3 separate regions of the Homo sapiens genome follow, and all the other regions are linked to region 3. A link is a contact called in ENCODE Hi-C or POLR2A ChIA-PET data. All regions are on one chromosome and are shown on one strand. The core of a region is the stretch at or near the end of the contact, and the rest is flanking DNA. Distances in the headings are between cores, read along the strand shown.

Region 1 (2,700 bases), core at 191-2,690, 2.0 Mb before region 3:
TTTCCATCCACTGACCCCCCTACCTTGCTCCTTGGCTATAAATTCTCACTTTTCCATGCTACAATTGAAGTTGAGCCCAATCTCTCTTCCCCACTGCAAGACCCTGTTGCAGTGGTACCTATGTCTATCTCAATGGTCCTGAATAAAGTCTTCCTTACCATGCTTTAACAAGTGACAAGTGTCATTAAATAATTTTTTTTTTTTGAGACCAAGTCTTGCTCTGTCGCTAGGCTGGAGTGCAATGGCTCGATCTCAGCTCACTGCAACCTCCGCCTCCCGGGTTCAAGCGATTCTCCTGCCTCAGCCTCCCAAGTAGCTGGGATTACAAGCACGTGCCACCACGCCTGGCTAATTTTTTGTATTTTTAGTAGAGACGGGGTTTCACCGTGTTAGCCAGGATGGTCTCGATCTCCTGACCTCATGATCCGCCTGCCTCGACCTCCCAAAGTGCTGGGATTACAGGCATGAGCCACCACGCCCAGCCAAATAATTTTTTCTTTAAAAAGGTATTATATAATCCTTAAACATTTTAGCCCTATAATAGACAGCAAGAAAAAAGTAACCCCTGACAGCTCTGAGCTGCCCCGGCAGTCACAGCTGGGCCTTGGTGCTGCGTGGAACATAAATACTTCACAGAACACCATCAGACGTGGCCACTCTTTGACCAGATGGATCAAGACAAAAACAAGACTCCTTCGTAATCACGTGGGAATGCTGAAAAAACGTAAACATTGTCCAAACCACAAAAATGACCAAACATCCCCTATCCCAGTTAATGAGTCACTGGTCTTGTCTCCCCTCCTTTTAGGTAAGATTTATTATGATACTTAATCATACAATCGCCCTCCTTCCTGCCAGCACCCAGTCCAGAGTATTGGATTGGATACTCTGTTTCCCTGAACCTTTCCCCAAATTACCTTGGGGTAAGGCATCAGCAAAGGAGGCTGTCACATTCGTTCAACCATCACTGTGCTTTTACTGGCCCTTTGCAGGCAAAGAATGAGAATATGCACAGATGAGAAGTCCAGGATGCACAAGACCACTCAATTAACATTTACTACTTTCATATCAACTGATGCATGCTAGGATGCTAAAAACACTTTTTGAATTAATTACTGCGTTAAATAGATTCACATTTATGTCTACAGTTATGTGAACATCTAGCTGAGCACTGTCTTGACTGTCCTGAGTAGAAGCAGAAAAGATAAGTTGTAAAGTACATCAACAAACTTTGCTGCTAAAAAACGAAAGTGCAGTTTCTTTCTCTCGGGCCCGGGGCGGGGCCATGGCTCCTCCTCTAGGAAGCCGCGCGAGCGCAGTCCCACGGCAGCCATTTCCCTAGCGCGCATGCACTGGGTCCCAGGACCACGTGCGCCGGCCTGTGGGCTTGGATTGGCTGAGCCTTGACGTTGTCCCAGTCCCGGTGATCGGAAGTTCTCCGTGGGCACTGGGCGGCTGAAGGCTCCGGAACTGCGCCTGCGCTTTTCGGTGAGTCATGCTTCAGGTTTGCCAGGGCCTGTGTCCCGCAAAAAGGCGAGCCCTTATTCCCAGCGGAAGCCCACCCCGGCTCGCGGCAGCTTTCCGGTGCGCCCTGGGCGGCGTAGATCCGAAGGTGCTCGCACCCCCGCCCCTTCCTCTCCGACTGTCGAGGTCGCCAGAGTGGGCTGAACCCTCGGGACTGTCGCTGTTTGTGTGCTGGGTGCCGGGCCGTCATCCCAAGATGATTAGCGGCAGGCTTTGCATGTTGCTCGACCCCACCCACCGGAACTCGAACCCGGGCTAGACCGGGCAGTTGGGCTGGTCCCTTCCTCTCGCTGCACCTTTACTAGGGGTCACCATTAAGGGAAATGGTCCTAGTGCAGTGCTGAGTGGCTGTTCAGTAACCGCTACACCGCTGCCAACATTTGGCATCGTTTCTCTCCATAGAGGGCGGGGCTCCCTGTGAAGCTGGGGAGCTGTTAAGTGGGTTAGGGCTAGAAAGTTACAGTTTCTCTTTAGGCTTTAAAGAGATCTAAAGATCTGAACAGATCTAGGTTATTTTTGACTTGTTACAAACTTCTGGAAACATTGTTTCCAGACCTTTCCTCTCGTTCTTCTCAGGGTTTAGGCCATTTTTGTGCAGATGTGTGCACCTTGCTTACTATAATATTAGCTAATCTTTATAAGTTTTTATATGGATCCAATACCATATTTCGTGCCTACTTTTCCTGGCACTGTATACACTTTTTGGTATAGGTATGCACCTAAGCAAGCATTATCCATATTAGCATCAGTTCTAGAACCGTGGCGTCCCAATAATGATAGCCATTAGTTACATAAGGCTTGATCACTTGAAATGTGGCTAGTCCGAATTGAGATGTGCTGTAAGTGTAAGACACAGTGAATTTTCGAGAATTAGCATGAAAAAGAATGTAAAATATCTCAATTTGTTTATATTAATCACATGTTGAAATGACTATTCTGGATACACTGGGTTAAATAAAATGTATAATTAATTTCACCAATTTTTATTTTTTAACATGACTACTGGAAAATTTTAAATCATATTTGTGGTTTACATGTTATATATATGTTGCACAGCCCTGCTCTAGAAAAGGGTCAACAAACTATGGCCTGCAGCCAAATCCAGCCTGCCTGTTTTTGTAAACAAGTGTTACCAGAGCAAGATCATGCCTATCCATTTATGTTATTTTCTGTATC
Region 2 (2,700 bases), core at 70-2,569, 2.9 Mb before region 3:
ATGAAGTCTGATTAGAGTAGGCTACAACCCAATTGCAAGTGGGCTTTGCTGTTGATGGAGAGCCAATTCGTGGCAAACATTAGTAAAACCAAGCCATTTATCTACCCGGTTGAATCAGCCTTTGTTGAGGAGTGTGAAACTGTGACCAGCATCACCAACCAGCCCTCTATAGACAGGGACTGCTTTCCTTTCTCCTACACTTGGTTTGTGCCCTGAAGTTGGCTCTGGTACTGCATTGGCATCTTGAGAAAACCTTTTTGCTGGTTTCTAGCAGGAAAGAGAGGAAGGAGGCCCTGACTCCAGGGATGTGGAGGGACTGAGCTGGATTGTCTAGGGAGATCTGTGTTCCTGGGATCAGGCCCTTGAGCACCCAACAGGCAGAAGGTTGTGAAGTGCCCCAAGGACCATCACATCTACCGAAAAATGGTGAATCTGGGGGACTTGGTTTGATCCAGTGAGCCACCAAGAGCAATACTTCCCCTCAGCCTGTGATGAGGACTCACATAGTGGTTGGATTTTTTAAGGACACATGGTGCAGGGGCAACTCTGTAGTTCAGGGGTCATCAAGTTTGAACTATGAGGGACCACATGGCCAATATTTACATTTTGCAGACCAAGCAAGAAAAGGGAAGATATTACGTAGGAACTTACATAACAAGAGAGAAAAAATTGTCACAATGTTTTTATTGATATAATCCAAAATACGGTAATATTTGAGTACAATTATTTGCAACTCACATCTATTAATGAGAGAAAAGGAATTCTTTTGCGGGGGGGATATTTCTCTTAATTGGAGTTCAAAGGCGGTGTCTGCTATCATCACATAAAGTGCAAATGTTCATGTATGAAAACCATGCTTAGCTCTCTGGTACAAACACAGGGAGCTCTCGCGATCTGGCCCATAGGCTGTAGTTTGCAGACCCTTGCTATAGCTGAACACCAGTCGCCCACACTGGGTTTGCGGTGTTCCGGGGTGGGAAGTCGCTCCGGGCTGCGAAGCACCTCGAGGGATCCCCCCGGCCCGAACTCTCCCTCTGTGCCCAGCTAACCGCGGTTCATTGGCTCTCCCCGCGAGGCAGGTCTGGAAGATCAAGAATGAAGCTCGGAGCTCTCTCGCGGAGCAAGGACACCTTCGGGCTTCAGGACCACCCAGGGCGTCCAAAACTGCTGCCAGGGCTGTGCCCCCGCCCCCCGGCACTTTCCAGCTCCCCCTCCACGCCCGCTCTTCCTCCCTCTCTGCCCCCTCTAGCTCCTCCTCCGGCTCCTCCCCCTCCGCTCCTCCCCTTCCCTACATCTAGCCGCCGCGCTTTCCCGCTCCCGCAGCAGCAGCCTCCCGCGTCGCTGTCGCTGTTGCCTCCGCCACCTCCTCCGCCGCCGCGCGCCCCTCGGAGTTCCGCGCCCCACCATGCCCAACATCGTGCTGTTCAGCGGCAGCTCGCATCAGGACCTGTCCCAGCGCGTGGCCGACCGCCTGGGCCTGGAGCTGGGCAAGGTGGTCACGAAGAAGTTCAGCAACCAGGAGACCAGGTGGGGGCCGCGCCGGCGGCCGGGCTAGGGAGAGCGCTGGGCACGCGGCTGCGGGGCCGGGTTGGGGGCCGGCGCCTGCCCGGGCCACCTCCGCGGACGCCGCGCTCCCCCTTCCGGGGCGGGACGGTGGCAACGCGGCCTCCGCGCCCCCGCGCCCGCGCCTGCGAAGAAACCGAGGCGGGGCGCCGCGCGTCCCGATGCGCGCCTCGGCTGTGCCCCCGGTTGCAGGGCCTCCGGTCCTGGGACCGCGGCGACCCGGCGGTCCCGAGCCGCTCCCGGCCTCCCAGCGGTGCCGCCCGGCCTGGCGTCCCCAGCCCGGAAGGGAGACGTCTGGGCGGTCACAGACCGTCGGGGAGAGAGTGGGCGCAGCGGGCGGGAACCGCATCGGGTCAGCGCGCGGTGGAGAGACGTCCTGGGTTGGCTGGTCCCAGTTTCCGCGTCCCTACAAAGCTGAACCTCAGACCAGTGCGTGCGACTAAAGGTTTCCCCCCGTCCCCAACTCTGGTTGCACGCTGGGTTTACCTGGGGACGGTCCGAACGCTGCTTCCCCCGACCTGCCCCCAAGGGTTTGATCCAACGGGCGGAGGATCAGCGATTTTACAAGCTTCCCTGGCTTCTCCTGAGCAGCCAGGGCGCAGACCACTGCGTTATCCAGAGGGTGCAGTTGTGCCAAGGTTTGAAAGACTGTGAGAACCCCAGGACGCACGTGCTGGGCTCCCCTCTGCTCCCACTACTCTTGCTGCTTTAAAGATGATGGACTTTCAGCTTCCTTCTTGTTCTAGGACTCTGCTGTGTCCAGCAACAACGCCGTGATTCGACTGTAACTTTCACCCATTTCTCAAGTCCAGGAGAGCCTCAGGTGGTGGCCATCCTCGGAAGCTGACCTGGGGGGCTCCTTTGTCTATCTGCCTGAGTCCACACAGCTCCTTGACTCATTTCAAATTGGTCTCATTTTTCCCCCTTCTTCCTCCAATGTCTAGTACCGTTAACTGTCCACAGTTACTGATAATTTTTATATCTTTGGCAAAGGTTCAATTTTACCAACATTTTCTAGAAATGGTGTTGGAACAGTTGGACACCCATATGCCAAAAAATATGAACTTCCATCCATACTTTTCACCATTTGTAAAAATTAACTTTGAAGTGGATCATAGACCTAATTGTAAAATCTAG
Region 3 (2,700 bases), core at 92-2,591:
CTTGAATGAATGAATGAATGAATGGCTAATGGAAAGTGTCCATCCTCTAAGAATGTCCGTTCAGAAATTTCTGGACAGAAAAGCTGGTAATAACCTCCTCACTTTTTTCCTGTGAACCCAGAATTGCGAATGGAGGGAGTAAAAAAGCGTAATCTTGGAGCAGGGGGCTGCAAACAGAGGTCTGAATGTGGTGGTGTCTAGACAGGACCTAGAGAGCATTAGGGCACCAAGTGCCTAGGAAAAGTCATCAGGAGGACACATCAGGAAGTAGAGGAGTGTGCTTACTCCATGTATCTCCCTAGCATTTAAAGTCCGCTGACTTTAAATGGGCTGGAAGGAACACGGTTCCAGTTTATCTCCATATCGGGTTAAAGGACATGAAACCTAGCTAGAAGGAACATTGCTCCACCACTGGCCCATCAGTTCTGTTTCCTACTCGGTTTTTGCTTAACGAGTTGTGGTGTTTAGAGTTGGGAGATACATGGAGAAAGTCACTTTTTAGGAGAGGATCAGAGATCCGCAGGCTCATTTCACTCTATAAATGCCGCGGACATCTGGTTCCAGGACCTGGACAGTCCTCTCTGGAGACTGGTGGGCCCCTCCAACACCTCCGTGGCTTCCCGGGATCAAGTATCGCACCTAAAAGGAGCGCAGAGAGCGTGCAACTGGCGGGAGAGGCGTGACCAGAGTGGAACCAAAAGTGGGTGGCCTGGGAACCTAACGCGTGACCAGAAGTGAAGGTAGGTAAGTGCGCATGCGCAGGATGCGAGTGGCCAATGAGGACCACAAGGTTGTAGCGTGTGGCCTGAGAGGACGGCCAGGACTGGCCAGAAAAGAGAGGTGTGGAATGCAGTAAGAAAAGTGACGCGGACCAGAGGGGTCTTGCCTGTTCCGAGAGAATGGAAGGGGTTAGCCACGGTGGGAACGGCCACGGCGGGAACGGCCCCGCCAGTGAGGAGCGCAGGCAGCAAGGCTTAGCGGAAGAGGCGTGACCCAGGCGTACCGCAGGGGCGTGGCCCGAACGAGCTGACTTTAGCCCTTACGTGAAAGGCGTGGCGTAGTCGCAAGGGTGTAAAAAAGAAATTCGAATTCGCGGGACGGTCGGCCTCAGGCGGAGTAGGGACGTGAGCCCAAGGGAGGGAGGTGGGGTAGGCAGACTAGTTGTGACTGGATGATCACTGGGCGAAGGGTGGAAAAGTGGCCACAGATGGAAAGGCGGGCTGCGGAGTAGTGACCGGCAAGGGAGGTGGCGCGAAAAGGGAAGTAGGGACATGACGTAGTTGGAACGCAGAGACGTGCCTCGAACGTGGGGGGCGCGGTCCTTACGTGTGGGCGTGCCTTGTTGCTCTGAGGGGCGTAACAAAGATGGTGGAGCAGGCGGAGGGCAGAGGCGTCGGCAAGTTAGCGTGCAGGCGCGTGGCAGCGACAGGAGATGTGTAGCCAGAGCGCAGAGCAGGTGTGGACTCCGGCGCTGGGGAAGCGTGGCCAGGGCGAGATTTCAGCCTGGGTCGGGGACAGAATGGGGACTGATAGGGGCGTAACCTGGAATGACGAAATGACGTTTGCTGCGTAGGGACGTGGCTAAACGTGAGGGGGCGTGGCCAAGATGGCCGCGTGCGGGATCCTCGGGTACCGGGAGCGAACGAGGAGGTTCTGGCTCAGGTAAGTCGTTCGGGTAAGGGCGGGCGGCAGTAAGGAGCGTGGGCAGCAGCAGGGCGTGGTCTGCTTGAGAGGGCAGGAACTGTGCCACTTGCCGCAAACATGACCGCGTGCCGCTATCGGCCCTGGAGCCAGAGAAGCTTTTGGTGCGGCGAGGTTGGCCGGGGCCCTGGCGGGGCTTCTCTGAGGAATGGGAGTGGGAGGCTGGCGGCGGGGAAATAGCCACTTCCCCACTCTAGCCCTCTTTCTCCGCTATGGGGATCACCAGACATCCTTTTAGGATTCTGTCTATTAAAAAGTAGAACAGCTTTCCCAGAGACATTGCGGGATGAGAGGAGTGTCCAGAAACCAAGGAGCAGCAAGCTGGGACTCCCTCGGGTCTGCATTGTTGATATTCCCACCTGACTATGCTAGGGGCTATGGACAGACACAGCCACCCCAGAGTAGATCAAAAGCACAGTTGTGTCCCTTGGACAAATCTGAGTTTTTCTGTTGTGCCTTGCCCCAGAGCCGGAGGAGAGGAACCTCCAAAATGCAGACATTCTTGGTGGCTGGGATTCTGTGTGATATTCAGCGTTAAATGCTGCTGCTCTGAGGCTGCTGGAAACGCGTTAGTATTAATATCTGTGTACTTCTCTCACATTTACTTTTGCTGGAAAAGCTTGGGAAATGACTTAACGAAGATGCGTAAACCTTAATTTGTTTATATGCTCCTTATTAGCCACTGAATACCACATTGCTTTCTGCTTCCCCTTCTTCTTTACTGATAATCTGACCATTTCCACTATGCACTTTGAAAGTCTTGCTGGAGTATGGAGAATAGTCAGAAATCTCTGGTAAGATGCTGCCCCGCGCATCTCTCAGAGGAGTCACTATTCATAGCCTGCATCAGAGTTCACAATGAACCAAAGTTCACCCCACCTCCCCTGTCTTCAGGGACTTAGTGAAAAGCTGCACTGTTCTTGAATATTTTGGAAATGAAAAACTTTCTGGGCTATTTTAAATCAGTACCTGGGCTGGAATTAACCGAAAGGCGAAACA

What was found. A loop is a pair of places that touch in the nucleus more often than their neighbours do. ChIA-PET counts read pairs that join two places held with the same protein, here RNA polymerase II (POLR2A). Pooled maps may share reads with other maps.
Region 1: a map of CD8-positive, alpha-beta T cell shows a loop between it and region 3 (4-fold over the local background). The contact joins the promoter of TCEANC here to the promoter of CA5BP1-CA5B in region 3. A Hi-C loop is called at or near these places in 2 of 168 maps with a recorded cell type or tissue (CD8-positive, alpha-beta T cell and lower leg skin), 1 of 37 single-sample maps with no recorded cell type and 16 of 50 pooled maps. POLR2A ChIA-PET finds 5 or more read pairs at or near these places in 1 of 52 experiments (endothelial cell of umbilical vein).
Region 2: a loop to region 3 is called in a map of CD8-positive, alpha-beta T cell, with 13 times the contacts of the local background. The contact joins the promoter of PRPS2 here to the promoter of CA5BP1-CA5B in region 3. A Hi-C loop is called at or near these places in 1 of 168 maps with a recorded cell type or tissue (CD8-positive, alpha-beta T cell) and 4 of 50 pooled maps. POLR2A ChIA-PET finds 5 or more read pairs at or near these places in 1 of 52 experiments (OCI-LY7).

What each region holds. Positions count from the first base shown.
Region 1 is chrX:13,651,701-13,654,400 of GRCh38, forward strand. It overlaps TCEANC (transcription elongation factor A N-terminal and central domain containing), which reads left to right and starts at 1,441. Exons shown (of 5, transcript NM_001297563.2): 1 at 1,441-1,488. LOC107985657 (a long non-coding RNA gene) reads right to left here and starts at 1,739. Exons shown (of 1, transcript NR_171573.1): 1 at 797-1,739. RefSeq lists enhancers at 1,124-1,313, 1,574-1,663 and a silencer at 1,242-1,553.
Region 2 is chrX:12,790,093-12,792,792 of GRCh38, forward strand. PRPS2 (phosphoribosyl pyrophosphate synthetase 2) reads left to right here and starts at 1,320. Exons shown (of 7, transcript NM_002765.5): 1 at 1,320-1,527. The coding sequence starts at 1,406. RefSeq lists a silencer at 1,576-2,025.
Region 3 is chrX:15,674,117-15,676,816 of GRCh38, forward strand. CA5BP1-CA5B (CA5BP1-CA5B readthrough) reads left to right here and starts at 1,342. Exons shown (of 12, transcript NR_160544.1): 1 at 1,342-1,662. It also overlaps a transcript of CLTRN not described here and the pseudogene CA5BP1. RefSeq lists enhancers at 271-774, 1,007-1,625, 1,298-1,417.